Linked DNA regions of Mus musculus: region 2 is linked to region 1. Evidence: chromatin contacts called from ENCODE Hi-C or POLR2A ChIA-PET data. All regions are on one chromosome and are shown on one strand. The core of a region is the stretch at or near the end of the contact, and the rest is flanking DNA. Distances in the headings are between cores, read along the strand shown. Region 1 holds the start of 2610035D17Rik (RIKEN cDNA 2610035D17 gene). Region 2 holds the start of Cog1 (component of oligomeric golgi complex 1).

Region 1 (7,088 bases), core at 3,190-5,689:
GTTCCTACACTAAAGAGTTTCCTGTTATGTACCCGCCCACGGCACAACCGTCTCGCTACGGACAAAGGACACACAAATTTGAGAAGTCTCTGAAAAAAAAAAAAAAAAAAAAAAAAAAAAAACAATACCAACAAATGACAAGAACAAAGGAGACTGGAATACGAGAAGCGAAGCCCACAGAGGCTGCCTGGAGGAGGTGGAGCAAAGGGGTCTGCGGCCAGGAAAAAGCAGTTGTTCCCTGTCTTCTCCTGTATAATGTCCCCGTGAGCACGTGAGAAGCACAGCCCACCCTGCTGCCTCCTGAGCCCCAGACAAATCCAAACAGAACTAAGGTGGGGCAAGCAGGGGACGTGGCTAAGCAAGGTCTCCAGGCCGTTCATCCTCAAGCAAGCCACAGTCTGAAGGCATATTGAAGAGGGCTGGGGACAGTCTAAACCAGACCTGGGTAGATCCAGGAAGAGCTGTGGTTCCTTGGGTTAGTGGGGGCGGGGTTCAAGGTCAAGTCCTGAGAGAGAGGGACAAGAGCAAGGATGGAGAGCCACCCCCATGCCCATCCTGCGCCCCTGCCCCTCTCCCGTAATACTTCCTGCGATGACCTTCCAGGTTGTGGGCTGGGAACAGGAAATGCCTTGCATCAGGAGGAAGAGCAGAGACTAGAGATCTCTCCCACTACAAACTACAGGGTGACAGGGTGTAGCAGCTGAGGCAGGAGGATTGTTTCAAGGTCAAGGCCAGCCTGGACTACAGAGTGAGACCCAGACTATCCAAGACAAAACAAAACAAAACAAAAACAATCAAATAGTACAGGTGGTGGGGACATTCCGGATCCTCAAAGAAAAATCAAGTCCAACAGCCAGACCCTAGATGTATGCTCTCCTGGGACCGAAGGGACCTCCCAACTGCCGAGCCTCATACAGATGTCATCAATGCTCTGTGCAACCAGTCACTCCACACTGGAGAAGCAGAGCTATGCCGGAAGCAGGCAGCCCTACGCTGCACAAGGCGTATGGAGGAGCTGTGTGGGGCGAGGAAGTCAGAGAGGCTTCCTGGAGGAAGAGAAAATGAATTTGCTCACTGTAGGACCTTTGCTGAGGAGAGACAACACACGGGCTTCAGCAGGCCAAGAATCAACCTTCTCACACATGATCTTGTATGTGAAGGCCTTCATTCCCAAAGTCCTTCACGCTGGCTCCCCAGCCCCCAAAGGAAATCTCTTACAGAAAGACAGACTCTCTTAACCACAACTCCCTCAATCCACTCTGAGGCGAGAGCAAGGCTGTCAGTCCCTTTAGCTGCGACCAGGAAATTCGACCTCAGCGAGGTTTGCACGCCAGGGGCCTGACACACCTGCCACTCCTGGGTCGTGAGTCACCTGCGCAAGCACTGCACCACATACTACTCAACCATGGGGCAGGCTGCTCATGGGCTCCTCTCACGCACACCGGATGTTATCCATCTCCTGCCTCCAGAAACGTGTTGGGACAGATCGGTTAATAACCCAATTTTCACTCAACAACATGCCTGGTGGAAGTTCGATGAAGTCGGGGACGGAGAGATGGCTCTTTCATTTGGCGTCTGGGCCTCCCATGGGGTCCTTGGGGGTGGAGGGTGGGGTGTCCTGATCCTGTTCAGCAGCTGTCAGACAGGATGGGTCAGTGGGGATGGATGGGAGATGGAGGTGGCCTCTCAATTTCAGGCCTTCTGGGAACAAAAGCCACCCACTTCTTGTGCTCCCTCAGTCTCCATTTTTACAAGATGGCTTTGTAGCATACAGGATGAGTTCGGGCCCCACTCGGGACACCAATGGGGTAATAGGAATCGTGGGTCAGAAGCGTCAGATCCTTGTTGGTGCCCCGGGGGCCTGATCAATACACCATGGTGCAAGCCAGATGTTAACATGTGGGGAATCTGGGGAAAGGAGACGGGAGAGGCCGTATTTGCCGCTTTCCTATAAATCTAGATCCGTGCTCAATTCAAAGGTTAATGTTAAAGAAAAGGCAGTAGTTTAAATCCTGCTGCCTAGCAAACACAGACCTGCGGGGTCACTGAAGCAGTTGCTAGCATAATTCGCAGGAGAAGGTCAAGCCAATGGTCCTGGAGGTTGGAGGTGTTGAACGACTCTTTGGAAGTGGGTAGGCCTGGCAGGCTCAGTGAACTTTTCGTGGTTTTTAGCCCCATGCCTCTGTGTCCCCTCCCTAAGAGAAAGGCTGTGTGAGAGATGAGTGGTGCCCTTCGCCTCTAAACCCTCTTGGAAATGTCTTCCACTTGTAAGGCTTCTCCAACGTTCAATCGACAGACTTAAAGAGGACAATCTCTAGAAACCAGTCGAGATGCGTCCTCCCAAGTGCAGAGAAATACTGAGGTACTAAGGGACTCCCCCGCCTTGGCATTTGCTTGCTGGGGCTAAGTTTGGAAATACCTAAGTATCCAACAGTAGACAGTAGCAATCCTTTGCTTGGTGGCTGCAGAATTCAGTAGTGCTACGAGAGTCATAAATGGGGATCGGAGGAGAGGCACATGAACAGGAAACAAAGTCACGAATACTGTGGATTGTACACCCTCAGCCTGACCCTAGAAGAGGCCCTTTGAAACCAGTCTCACTGACCAAGGACCCACAGACGATCTCTCCAGGACCCATTCTCCCCGTCCCCATACAACAAGAAACTACAGAAACGTGCACCTGGCAGAAAGCGTCCGGTCGCCACAATGCTAGATACACAGCGCTTCTTACTGGAGAACCGTCCAGAACCAGCCTGGGCATCCACAAGCACCTGGGTGGAACCAGGGGCAGCAGGACCCCAGTTTCTGCAGGACAGTCAAGACTCATAATACTTCATTTAAAACATTTTTTTTTCTTCCTATGCTGCCTAGCCTGCCCTCCTTGCGCAGGTGCTGACTGAGACCTCAGGGCTCCTGGGCACTCACCAAAGCCAGTCCCTGGCTGAATAGCTTCCTCTGTTGGAGGGAGTTCTGGGGTGGGAAATGGACCACCACACACACACACACACACACGTTCCAAAAGAACACCTCAGGACTGCTGACAGGGATCGGTGGGGGAGGGGAGAAGAAATCCATATCTGGAAATTGTCCCCAGGAAACCAGGACCAGGGGGAAAGTTCTGGAATTAAGGGTGAGAGCCCAGGAGGGAAAAGGAAACAGAGGAACCTGGTGTAATTTAGGGTGGGGAAGCTCTATCATTCATTCAACAAACACCTACTCTCAGACAACCTCGTGACAGGTACCAACCTCCCTACTACAACGCAATCACAAAAGGACAAGGAGGAGAGAGACCTATTATTGAGTACTGACTCCTATGATTTACAGTTATGTCTCAAGACCTAAGGCAAAAGTCTTCTTCATCATAAAAGTCACACCAAGAGGAGGAGGATGGTAGGTGCAAACACTGGACCAAATTCCTGCCCTGGTAAACTGTACTCACATGGTGGCCAATACCCATCTCTCCATCAACTCCACAGCAGCCCAGTCCTGAAAATAATGCAGTATCCACCAAGCGCTCCCACGGCTACCCAGCCCCCGTGGCCTCTTGCAAACACTGTGCCTCAGCAGCCCGCTGCGTGCAATGGGCAGCTTCCTGGAGAGGCATGGCTAGCAAAGCAAAGGGTCCCAAAGGACCAACCCTGCCAAAAGGCAAGTGCCAAGAAGGCAGGCGCTCTCTGTCCTGGCGCGGGGTAACCAATGGCTTATCCATGCCGCAGGACAGGACGATGAGCCCAGAACAGCCGCTGACTACAGAGATCTGAGCTAGTAGGGTCCACCTGAGGGTTGCTAAAATGATTTCCCGGACGTCAATCCTTAAACCTTCAAAAACCAACACAAGGCTAAAGAAGGGCAAATCAAATCCACAACTGCGCACTGCGGGGGGGAAACTTACCTCCAGGTGAAAGAGCGGCTGGGAGATGGAAAGACAACCCACGGATGATGGAGACCAGGTCGAGAGTCTTCTAAATCCAGTTGATAAGCACCAAGTAATCCACGTTAGGGGAACCCCAACCCTTTACCCCACTGTCCATCCAGCGCCCAAAGCCAAAGTGCGGCCACCACGCCGCGGCCCCGCGTGGGTAGCGCGGAGATTACGCGCTTCGCCTCCCAGGCGGCTGCCGCGCTATCTCCAGGAGCGGACCGGCGCCAAGAGCAGCGGGCGGAGGCCACCGAGGGCTCTGACCCGTGCATCCCGCCTCCTCGTACAGCTCTGCGCCTTTCTTCTATGAGCATCGCCAACGCAAACACACAATCCGCGCTAGGAGAAACCCCTATGGCGAATCCAGACTATCCTAATAGAAGCCTCGGGTTTGTAGTCGGGCAAGGATCCTGTGGTACAGGGAGGACGCTCGCCAGGCAGCAAAGCCCTGGAGGCGCAGAACCACAGCGTACAGCCCGAAACAGAAGAAGTGAACACTTTCTGCGCCACCACTGAGCTCTGCGAGCCGTTGGGCCATTCCAGCCTTTTTTATAGAGACGGGTTTGCGGGTGGGCACGGCCAGAGGGCGGAGTAAAGTGGTCGATTGGCCGAATGGTATCCTGGGAGTTGTAGTTTTGTCTTCTTACTCCTTCCGCTCATGGAGAATATTGGCAAAGGGTAGACTCACCACAGCTACCTCCCTTCGCAAACTTTGTAACGAAGAGATTCCATTCTGTTCTGGAATTTATCTCTTCTTCTAGAAGTTATCTCGTTGCCTTAGTTTCTTTTCCGTTGCTGTGATAAAATACTGTCAAAAGCAACTGACACTAAACAGCCACTTAATTTTTGACAAAGGAGACAAAGTCATACATTGGATTGCATATTTTCACCTTGTAAATAAATCAACTCAAGGCTGCATGAAAACAAAAAGCTGTGGAAAGCAAAGGAACCTGTAGAGTTAAGTGACAGCCCACAGAAGGGGGAAATCTGTGCCAGCTACAAGGGGTTACTATCTAGAATTTGCAAAGAAACGCAGACATTAAATACCAAAGAGGTAAAACTGCCAATCAAGAAACGGGCAGCTGAACTGAATTGACAGAGAGAGAGAGAGAGAGAGAGAGAGAGAGAGAGAGAGAGAGAGAGGAAAGCCAAGAGGAAAGGGAACTCAGATGGATAATAAAGGAAATGCAAAATAAAACTCTGATGAGATCTGTCCCACCCCAGTGAGAATTACTGTTGTCGACAAGTCTGTCAGGACACATTGGAGAAGCTGGGCAGAGGGAGTAGCCCTTACTCACTGTTGGTGGGAGGGGGAGTTAATTCAGCCAGTGTTCAGGTAGATCAGTTGGGAGATTTCTCGAAAAGTTGAAAATAGAGCTGCCCATATGACCCAAAATTTTACTCCTGGGTATATACCCAGAGAAGTCCATATCCTACCATAGAGTTTTTTGCACACACACACACATACACATACACACACACACATACACATACACACACACACATACACACACACATACACACACACACACACACACACACACACACACATACACACACACACACACACACACACACACACACACACACACACACGGTGTTTATTGATGCTTTATTTGCTACAGCAAAAAACCCAGCCTCAATCAAGATGTCAATCAGCAGATAAATGGATAATGAGAATCTGGTATGTATACAAAATGAAATACTATTCAGCTCTTAGGGAAAACTGAAATTTCAAAATTTTTGCAGGAAAATGGATGGGCTTAGAGTGGATAATATTAAGCAAGGTCATATAATCTCAGAAAGAAAAAGCCGTGCCATCTGCTTCATATGAGGAACCTAGCCAAAGCTCTGTGTATACACGTAAACAAGTACACGTGGGCACAGAATAACGTGAAGAAAAGAGAACAAGAAAGCCCAAAATATAACGGAAAGAAGAACTAACTGCAGGTAGTGGTCACAGTTGCAAAAGACAATGCAAAACCAATCGCTTTTATGGTTCTAACACTTTATTTTTTCTATTTTTTTTTTTTGTGGCGGGTGAGCACATAAAAATAAAATGGGAAATGGCAGTGTAATATATATTATATACATATAATATATATACTATATATATATTAAAGGGGTTGGGTTTGGTTTTTTAGCATCTTAAAAAAGAATGGGTTTCTTTTAGCTCACATTTCACATTTCAAGTACAGTCCCTTGTAATGAAAAAGGAAGGCAGCAGGAACTTTAGGCAGCTGTTCCTGCCACATCCACAATCAGAGAGTAGAGGGGTAAATTCACCCTGCTGCTCCCTGTTAGACAGTCGAGGACCCCTGCCCAGGCAATGGTCCTGCCCACAACTAAGATGGATCTTCCCATACCAATTAGCATAACCAAGGAACTCTCTCACAGGATTCCTGAGAGCCCTGTCTCCTAGATGATCCTAGATTCTGAGACAGGGTATGCATATTTAATAGGACAAGAGAAAGCCAGGTGTGGGCTTGCACCTGTTACAAGACTCAAGAGGCTTAAATGAGGGAATGTCTAAAGAGTCCATAAGTAAGCCATTCTCAACCTATGGGTCATGACCCTTTGGGGAAACCAAATGTCCCTTTCACAAGGGTCACATAGCTGATATCCTGCAGATCAGATATTTACAACAGGATTCAGAACAGTAGCAAAATCACAATCATGAAGTAGCGACAAAAATAATTCTATGGTTGGGAGGAGTCACCACAACACGAGGCGCTGTATTAAAGGGTCGCATGCAGCGTTAGGAAGGCTGAGAACCCCTGCAATAAGCATATGCATGCATATATACATGCATACACACAGTGACAGGACTCATTTCTATTCACCCAGATAAGAATAATGGGGTGTATTGGTTACTATTCTGTTGCTGTGATTAAAAAGAAAAAGAAAAGAAAAGAAAAGAAAAAACAAGACCAAAAGCAACTTAAGGAAAAAAGTATTATTTTAGCTCTGCTCTGGTTCTAGAGGAATAGCTTCCTCATAATGGGGGACAAATGGCTTGGCACAGCAGATGGGGGAGCAGGGGTAGGAAACTGGCTGATACCATTTCATCCACAAACAGGAAGCAGAGAGAAAGAACAGGAAGTGGGGGTGATGCTGGGAACTGCCCCCCAATACCACCCTCAGTGATGTGCTTTCTCCGGCCAGCCTG
Region 2 (7,088 bases), core at 3,379-5,878, 450 kb after region 1:
AGTTTGAGTGATTGGTTGAACCTATTGCTTTGGGCCTGAAGTGAGGTAGCACATCACAGTGGGAGCACATCACAGTGGGAACACGTCACAGTGGGAGCATGTAGCAGAAAAGGGCATGTACCTTATGGCCCGAAGGTAAAGATCAAGCAAGGAGGGGGCAAAGATCTCACTGTTCTCTTCAAGGGAATGCTCTCAGTGACCTAAGAGCTCACATTAGACCCTACATCCCAGAAGTACCCTAGGGACAAAACCTCTTCTCTGGGGGGACTTGAGGGGGACACTCAATGTCCAAAGTAGAGCAAGATTCTTCTCTTTTAAGGATTATTCTGGCTAGTTTCCCATATTTGTATTAAAAAGTAAGGACAAGGAGCCAGAGAGTTGGCTCAGCCATTATAAGCACTGACTGCTCTTTCAGGACACCTGGATTCTGTTCTTAGCATCCTATGGTGGCTCCCAACTCTCTGTATGCAACTCTCAGAGGTTCTGACACCCTCTTCTGGCCTCCGTGAGCACTGCATGCATATAGTGCACAGACATACACGCGGATGAAACACCCACATGCATAAAATAAAAATAATTTGATTTTTTTTAAGTAAGGAAGAGCCAAGCAAGGTGGCACTCACCTATGACCCCCAAGCATTCAAGAGGCTGAGACAAGAGAGTCTTATGCTCAAGGTCAACCTAGAACTATACAAGGAAACCCTGTCCCCTCCTCCACACACCCAAACTACAAAAACAGAAACACAAGCATGCCCTCTCACACCTGCAACCCTAGCACTCCCGAGGCTAAAGCAGGAGTATTGTAATGGACCAGCTCTGGCAACGTGCTGAGCTGCAGGCCAGCCTGAGGAGAGGAACAAAACAAGCTGAAGAGAAGTCTTTCCCTTCAGTGTCCCCAGTGAGGCAAGGGTACACACGGACATGCCTAAAGAAAAACACAGTATATCCCCAGCTTGAAGAGACAGCCCCCCTCTAGTGTCCTGATACTTGCCCAGCGGGTATGGCTATGCCGTGCCTCCCCAGTCTGTCAGTGCAACTGCAGTGATCTCAGCTCAGGTGGAATGAAGGAAAAACTGTGGGGACCATGTGAACGCTGGTCCGCTGGGTCATCTTAACGTTCTGCAATCTTTCTTTAAAGCTAATCAGGAGACTCCAGTAAAAGATAAGGACTTCTAGAGCTGAGCTAACCCACAAGTCTCTGAAGACGAGTGTCCCTGTTTGTTCTTCTGTTGCTCAGATCAAACATCCTGGCCACAAACAACTTGGGAAATTATTTCATCGTACCGAGAGAGAATCTCTTGTTGTCTGTGGGAAGCATTACCTATCAATAAAAAGCCCATGGCCTATTAGCCATGGCAGGAAATAGGAGGTGGGAGTTCTGGTAGGGAGAGAGGAACTCTGGGATAGAGTCAGGTTTGGGAAGAGATTTGCCCCCAACTCTGAGAAGACAGACACATGAAACTGAGGAAAGGTAACTAGCCATGTGGCACTCATAGAAAAGAATAAAGGGATTAATTAGTGACAATCTATTAGAAGAATTGTGGCCTAGGCATTTATTCATAAGTAGCAAATGTCAGAGTCATTATTTCGGGAATGTGGGCATGAGTGGGAAAGCCCGTGGTGACAACCTTTCACTTCTGGATCACAGTCCGTCACAGAGGGCAGTCAGGACAGGAACAGAAGGCCGGAACCTGGAGCAGAGACCATGGAAGAACATTGCTTACTGGCTTGCTTACCTCTCTTATAGCACCCGAGTCCACATGCCCAGGAGCAGCAAGACTCAGTGGGCTAGGCCTTTGTACATCAATTAGCAATCTTACAAAGTGCCTCATGGACACACCCACAAGCCAATCTGAGCAAGGCCATTCATCATTTGAGCATCACTCTTCTCAGGTGACTCTAGGTCCAGCTGGCAGCTGACACCCTGACAACAGGCCTCACCATCGACAGGCTTGGTGACCTCACCTAGGTTACTCAGTTCGATGGAACCTTAGCTGTCTGTAACGCCGCCTCTGCGTGGGATCCTTGTGAGAAGCAGAGAGGAAAGATGCAAAGGGCCAGTGATGCTCTAAATGACAGCTAGGGTTATGGAGGAATGCCTCTTTGATTTCAAGAGCTACAACTTAAAGGTTGAAGCTAGAAGGATGAAGGACTGATACTAGAACTCAGACTGAAGGGGCTGGAGAGATGGCCCAGCGGTTAAGAGTGCTGGCTGCTCTTACAGAGGACTGGAATTTGGTTTCTTGCTCAGTCTCCCGTGACTTCAGCTCCAGGGGATCTGAACTCTTTTTTGGTCTCTGTAGGCACCGCACAAACATGCCCAGACACACAAACGCACACTCATAAATAAAGTAATAATAAATTAAATTAAATCAAAGCTTCACTCGACACATACTTACACCTGGTCATAAACTACACTAAATGACAGCAGCACCCCTGAGCTTAAGCAATGTCTGTCCCCAACATCCTGGCACAGTGACTCCTCTAGCTGCTTGGGCTGAGCTCTTGGCCCAGTTGCTGGTTTGGATAGTTCTGGCTGATAGGCAGACAGCATCAGGAAAGGAGGGGGCTGCTCTCTGGGTGCAGAAGTAAAACCTGGAGCCTTAGAGAGCAGAGCCAAGGACACATCTCCCAAAGGCCTGGGGAGCTTTCCCAGTGCCCAGGCTGAGAAGACATCTGGAAACAGCCCCGAGCAGCAGTTCTTCTGCAGGCAGAGAGGCAACCGTAGCATCTTCAGGCAGGTCTGATGAACTCAGCCAAGGAAACAGCACAAAAGACGGAAAAGCAAATGCCGGTCTCAAAACACATTGGGCAGAGTGGCCTTTGCCAAAGCCATCATACAAGAAGCCCCTAGTCCCACATGGAACTGATCATAGCCTATCGTGTTCCCCTCAGTGTAGGAAAGGTGTTAGCTTACTAACTCTTGGGGAACTGGAAGCTTGAGGAATAAGTGTTAGGCTCCCAGGGCAAGCTACAGACCACGGTTCTGATTTTCAGAGAAAATGGATGTATTGATAACACAGTGAGCTGCTGGGCAGGATGTGCAACTAAGCTGAAGAGACAGGAGCAAAGAGAGGGCGAACATTCCTAATCCAAGGTATACCACAGGGTGATCCAACCTGCAGATACCCATCACCAGCGCTGGCACCTGAAACTACAGCTGCAGCCACTGTCCCTGCCAGTCCTGCACACTAGGTGTTGTGGGTGAGACCTAGCCTCTACAAGGCTGAAATCCCTGCACCAGGGCATCGCTGCCTTCAAAGGCCCAAGAAGGTCTTGTGGACCAGTCCCAGGCCCCAGGCTGGCACAGTAGGTGCAAGAAGTCCTGGGGAAAGTTTCTGCCTGACAGAGAAGCGCTTCCAAACACGGAAGACAGATTCTGCAGGCTCAGAAGCAAAACAGCACCAAAGCAGCCGGTAGCGCGGGACTATAGAAAGGACTGCACGTCACCGCTGCGCCACCAGGGGGCGCGCTGTGCTGGGGGAACTCTGACGCGTAGGCGGTATCTCAAGCCAAGTGGCTTGAGTTCTGAGTTAACCCCCTTCCCCGAGGTAAGTAAAATTCCCTGGGCTTCAGTTGTGCATAGAGCAGGGACTCTTCTTGCTGGAATGTCGTAAGTAAACCCCCTTATTTAGATATCAATCTATTGCTGTGACATTTGCCTCGAAGTAGTGGCAGTGGTGAACGGGAGAGAAAACCCAGAGGCTGTCTGTGGTACAGGGCTGCTGAACACACAATACTGTTTTCTCTGTGTTAACATAGGAAAGAATTCTTCAGCAAACTTTTCCAAAACGAAGGGCCCTGAACGGACTTATGAACAGCAAGCCAGAACGTCCAGGTTTTCTTACTGGGTCAATCTCAGGATGTCCAATCCTCTGGCATCATGGACTCCCCATCGTTCTCCACCACAGGAGGCCTGTAACAGGGAAACCCATTTTGTGGCCACTAAACAATATTTAAATAAAATAGAAGACCCAGGTAACAAGGTGGACCACAGCCGTCACTCAGATCTCCAGCTGCCAAGTCCTAAGGGAAGAGTCCCAAGGCCCAGTCCTGGTTGCTGTGATGGTCTATCGAAGGCAAAAGCGTGCATGCATGTAAGACCGACAGCAACACGACCATACGTGCATCTTTACCATAATGAACCCCACGGTGAAGCTCTTCCCTCCCCAGGAAAGGGTTTGGGTGCGACGCAAGGGGCTCCGGGCCACTAAGACTTTGACCACCAAGTACAACCTTAACTATTTCGCTTCTCTAAGGAAACGAGCGCTCAGGGTAGGCGAGATGGCACAGCAGGCAAAGGCGATTGCCGCCAAAGCCGATAAAATTCCATCTAAAATTCTATACTGAGATCCTCATGGCAGGAGTGAGCCTCCTGCAACTTATGACCTCCGCGCGCATCTGTTTCTGTCGCACGTACTCCACCTACATAGGGTGAGAATGGGGAGGAAGAGGGAAGGAAGGAAGAGTGAAGGAGAGAGAAGGGAGATTGTAACAGTAAAAAATAAGCTCTGGAGAGCAGCACTGCCACCGAGGCTCAGTCCCTGGGACCACCGAGGCTCCCGACCTGGCGGAAGCACTTCCGCCCCCATCCATGATGGCGGGAGGGCGGGGCGGGGCTGGCAGGCGGAAGCGGCCGGCGGATCCCTGGCTTAGCACCATGGCGGCCGCGACCGCCTCCTCCGCGCTCAAGCGGCTGGATCTGCGCGATCCCAACGCGCTCTTCGAGACTCATGGAGCGGAGGAGATCCGCGGGCTGGAGCGCCAGGTCCGAGCCGAGATCGAACACAAGAAGGAGGAGCTGCGGCAGATGGTGGGCGAGCGGTACCGCGACCTGATCGAGGCGGCGGACACCATCGGCCAGATGCGCCGCTGCGCCGAGGGCCTGGTGGACGCCGTGCAGGCCACCGATCAATACTGCGCCCGCCTCCGCCAGGCCGGCTCCGTGGCGCCCCGGGTCCCACGGGCCCCGCAGGTCAGTCCGGGATCCGAACCCGCCACGTCCCTCCGCCCCCGCCGCCCGGCGGACCCCACCCCTCACCTTCCGCCGGAGGAGCCCGCCCCTCGCCGCCGCGGGCTACCGGGAGGCGTCTGCGGGCCTTCCTCGGGACGCTGGTCCGCTGCCGAAAAGCCAGCCGGCCTTTTGCTCCGGGAGCCTTCCCGGACTTCCGGACGATTCCCTCGCCTCCCGTGGGTTCGCTGCGCTCTCCTTCCCTTTTAACTGAAAACGCCAGGGGTCTCTCGACTGTCAGATCTCTCCCGTTAGCTCACACCTTCCTGTCAAAGTCATTCATTCATTCCCCATCCCACCCTGAGCCCGACCGAGCCTGGAGAATTGGGGGAGGGTAGCCTCAGCCGTCAGACCCTCCCCCTTTTAATAGGTGAGCAGTTTCATTTCAGGCTGGTTTAAAAAACTCAGGGTATCCTGATGTCCTCCCATGAAACGTTTAAGACCCGATGCGGATCGAATTCTGACATTGGGTGTTGGCTTAGGAATGAGCAGAGGGCGCCGAGGGTAAATAGTTTTTAACCTAGGAGAACTTACTGTAACAGAAGAAGAAATTACAAAAGCACACTAGCCCACATGTGGAGCCAGCTTTCTTGCGCTACTTAGGTGTCAGAAAATCCAAGCCAAAAAAACTAGGGCAGTATAATGAACGTGGGCAAAGAAGGTTGGAACTTTGTCAGCCTGTCACTCCCTAAGCTACACATTAAGTACAGCCCCCTTCCCAAATGGACAGACTTAGCTGGCTAGCTTCAACTATGTAAGCCCAGTCTTAGAAATGGATTGATTTTCATGGTTATGGCTGGTGCATTTCTGGGGGAATGCCCTCTCCGTTCAAATCATAAACAGGAGCCTCCCAAGATGTTCTTGAAGTTTACATTCTAATTAAAGAAAGAAATTCTTGGGAAATTGAATTTTTAAAATATGAATAATTTAGAATGGCAGTAGAAAATAGTTTAGCATAAAGGTGATTAATCGCCACATGTCCATTTAATGTAATAGTTCGGAAGGAAGGAGTGAGTTAGGTGTGGCTCCTCCCCAGTAAGGACAACTGAGATTTGGAACATTGACGTCTCTGGCCAGCTATGCTGCTGTAACAAAAGATTTAACACTGGATAGTTCATAAAGAGTAGACATTCATTTTCCCTCAGGAATAGGCCTGGGAAGTCCGAGATCAAACTGTTAGCATCTGACGTCCGTTGCAGGCCTGCTTGCCTCCCATAGCAGATGGGGAGGAACACAAAAGAGCCAGAGTTAGTTCCCCTCCTTTACCGGCACCCCACACACCACTACTGAAGACGGACTCGAGGTGAGAGGGCAGATGAGAGGCCTGAAGTCTCAGCCAGATGAAGATCTGGTGCAGGGGTGGTAAAGAACAGTCAACGAGAAATGTTTGGTGACCTTAAAGAGAAAGGAGAGGAAGGAGGAAGCTTGTAGGAAGTCTCCCTTCCACCCACCGATAACCAGATGGCGAGATGCCCCGCCCTCCTACCAATAACCAGATGGCGAGATGCCCCGCCCTCCTACCAATAACCAGATGGTGAGATGCCCCGCCCTCCTACCAATAACCAGATGGCGAGATGCCCCGCCCTCCTACCAATAACCAGATGGTGAGATGCCATTTGGTCGGACATAAGTGCCCTGCAAGCTGAGTGGTACTGAGTGTGGCTTTATGAAAACGTCAGATTTTGTTTTCGTTTTAAAGACAGGGTTTCTCTGTGCTGTCCTGGCTAGCCTGGAACTCACTATGTTGACCAGGCTGGTGTCTAACTCACAAGAGATCCGCCCACCACTGCCCCTTGGGTGCTGGGATCAAAGGTGTGCGATACCACACACGGAAAAGCTTGAGATCTTAAAGCATTCCCCAGCTTCTCCCCCAGGCCTGTGTAAACGGAGCTGTGCTTTTTATTTGCTCTTCTGACGGTCTACTGCCCTTCAGCCACAGCCGCCGTCCGAGAAGTTCTACAGCATGGCCGCCCAGATTAAGCTGCTGCTGGAGATCCCGGAGAAGATCTGGAGCGCCATGGAAGCCTCGCAGCACCTCCAGGCCACACAGCTCTACCTGCTCTGCTGCCACCTGCAT

The links. Hi-C counts contacts between places; a loop is a spot of excess contacts on that map. ChIA-PET counts read pairs that join two places held with the same protein, here RNA polymerase II (POLR2A).
Region 2: a map of T-helper 1 cell shows a loop between it and region 1 (2.3-fold over the local background). The contact joins the promoter of Cog1 here to the promoter of 2610035D17Rik in region 1. A Hi-C loop is called at or near these places in 4 of 37 maps with a recorded cell type or tissue (T-helper 1 cell, left cerebral cortex, mouse embryonic stem cell and 1 more). POLR2A ChIA-PET finds 5 or more read pairs at or near these places in 2 of 5 experiments (Patski and embryonic stem cell).

Annotation. Positions count from the first base shown.
Region 1 is chr11:113,197,399-113,204,486 of GRCm38, forward strand. 2610035D17Rik (RIKEN cDNA 2610035D17 gene) reads right to left here and starts at 4,440. Exons shown (of 3, transcript NR_015556.2): 1 at 3,893-4,440. It overlaps 4732490B19Rik (RIKEN cDNA 4732490B19 gene), which reads right to left. Exons shown (of 4, transcript NR_040276.1): 4 at 5,917-7,088.
Region 2 is chr11:113,644,901-113,651,988 of GRCm38, forward strand. It overlaps Cog1 (component of oligomeric golgi complex 1), which reads left to right and starts at 4,629. Exons shown (of 14, transcript NM_013581.3): 1 at 4,629-4,975; 2 at 6,945-7,088. The coding sequence starts at 4,661. It also overlaps a transcript of Slc39a11 not described here.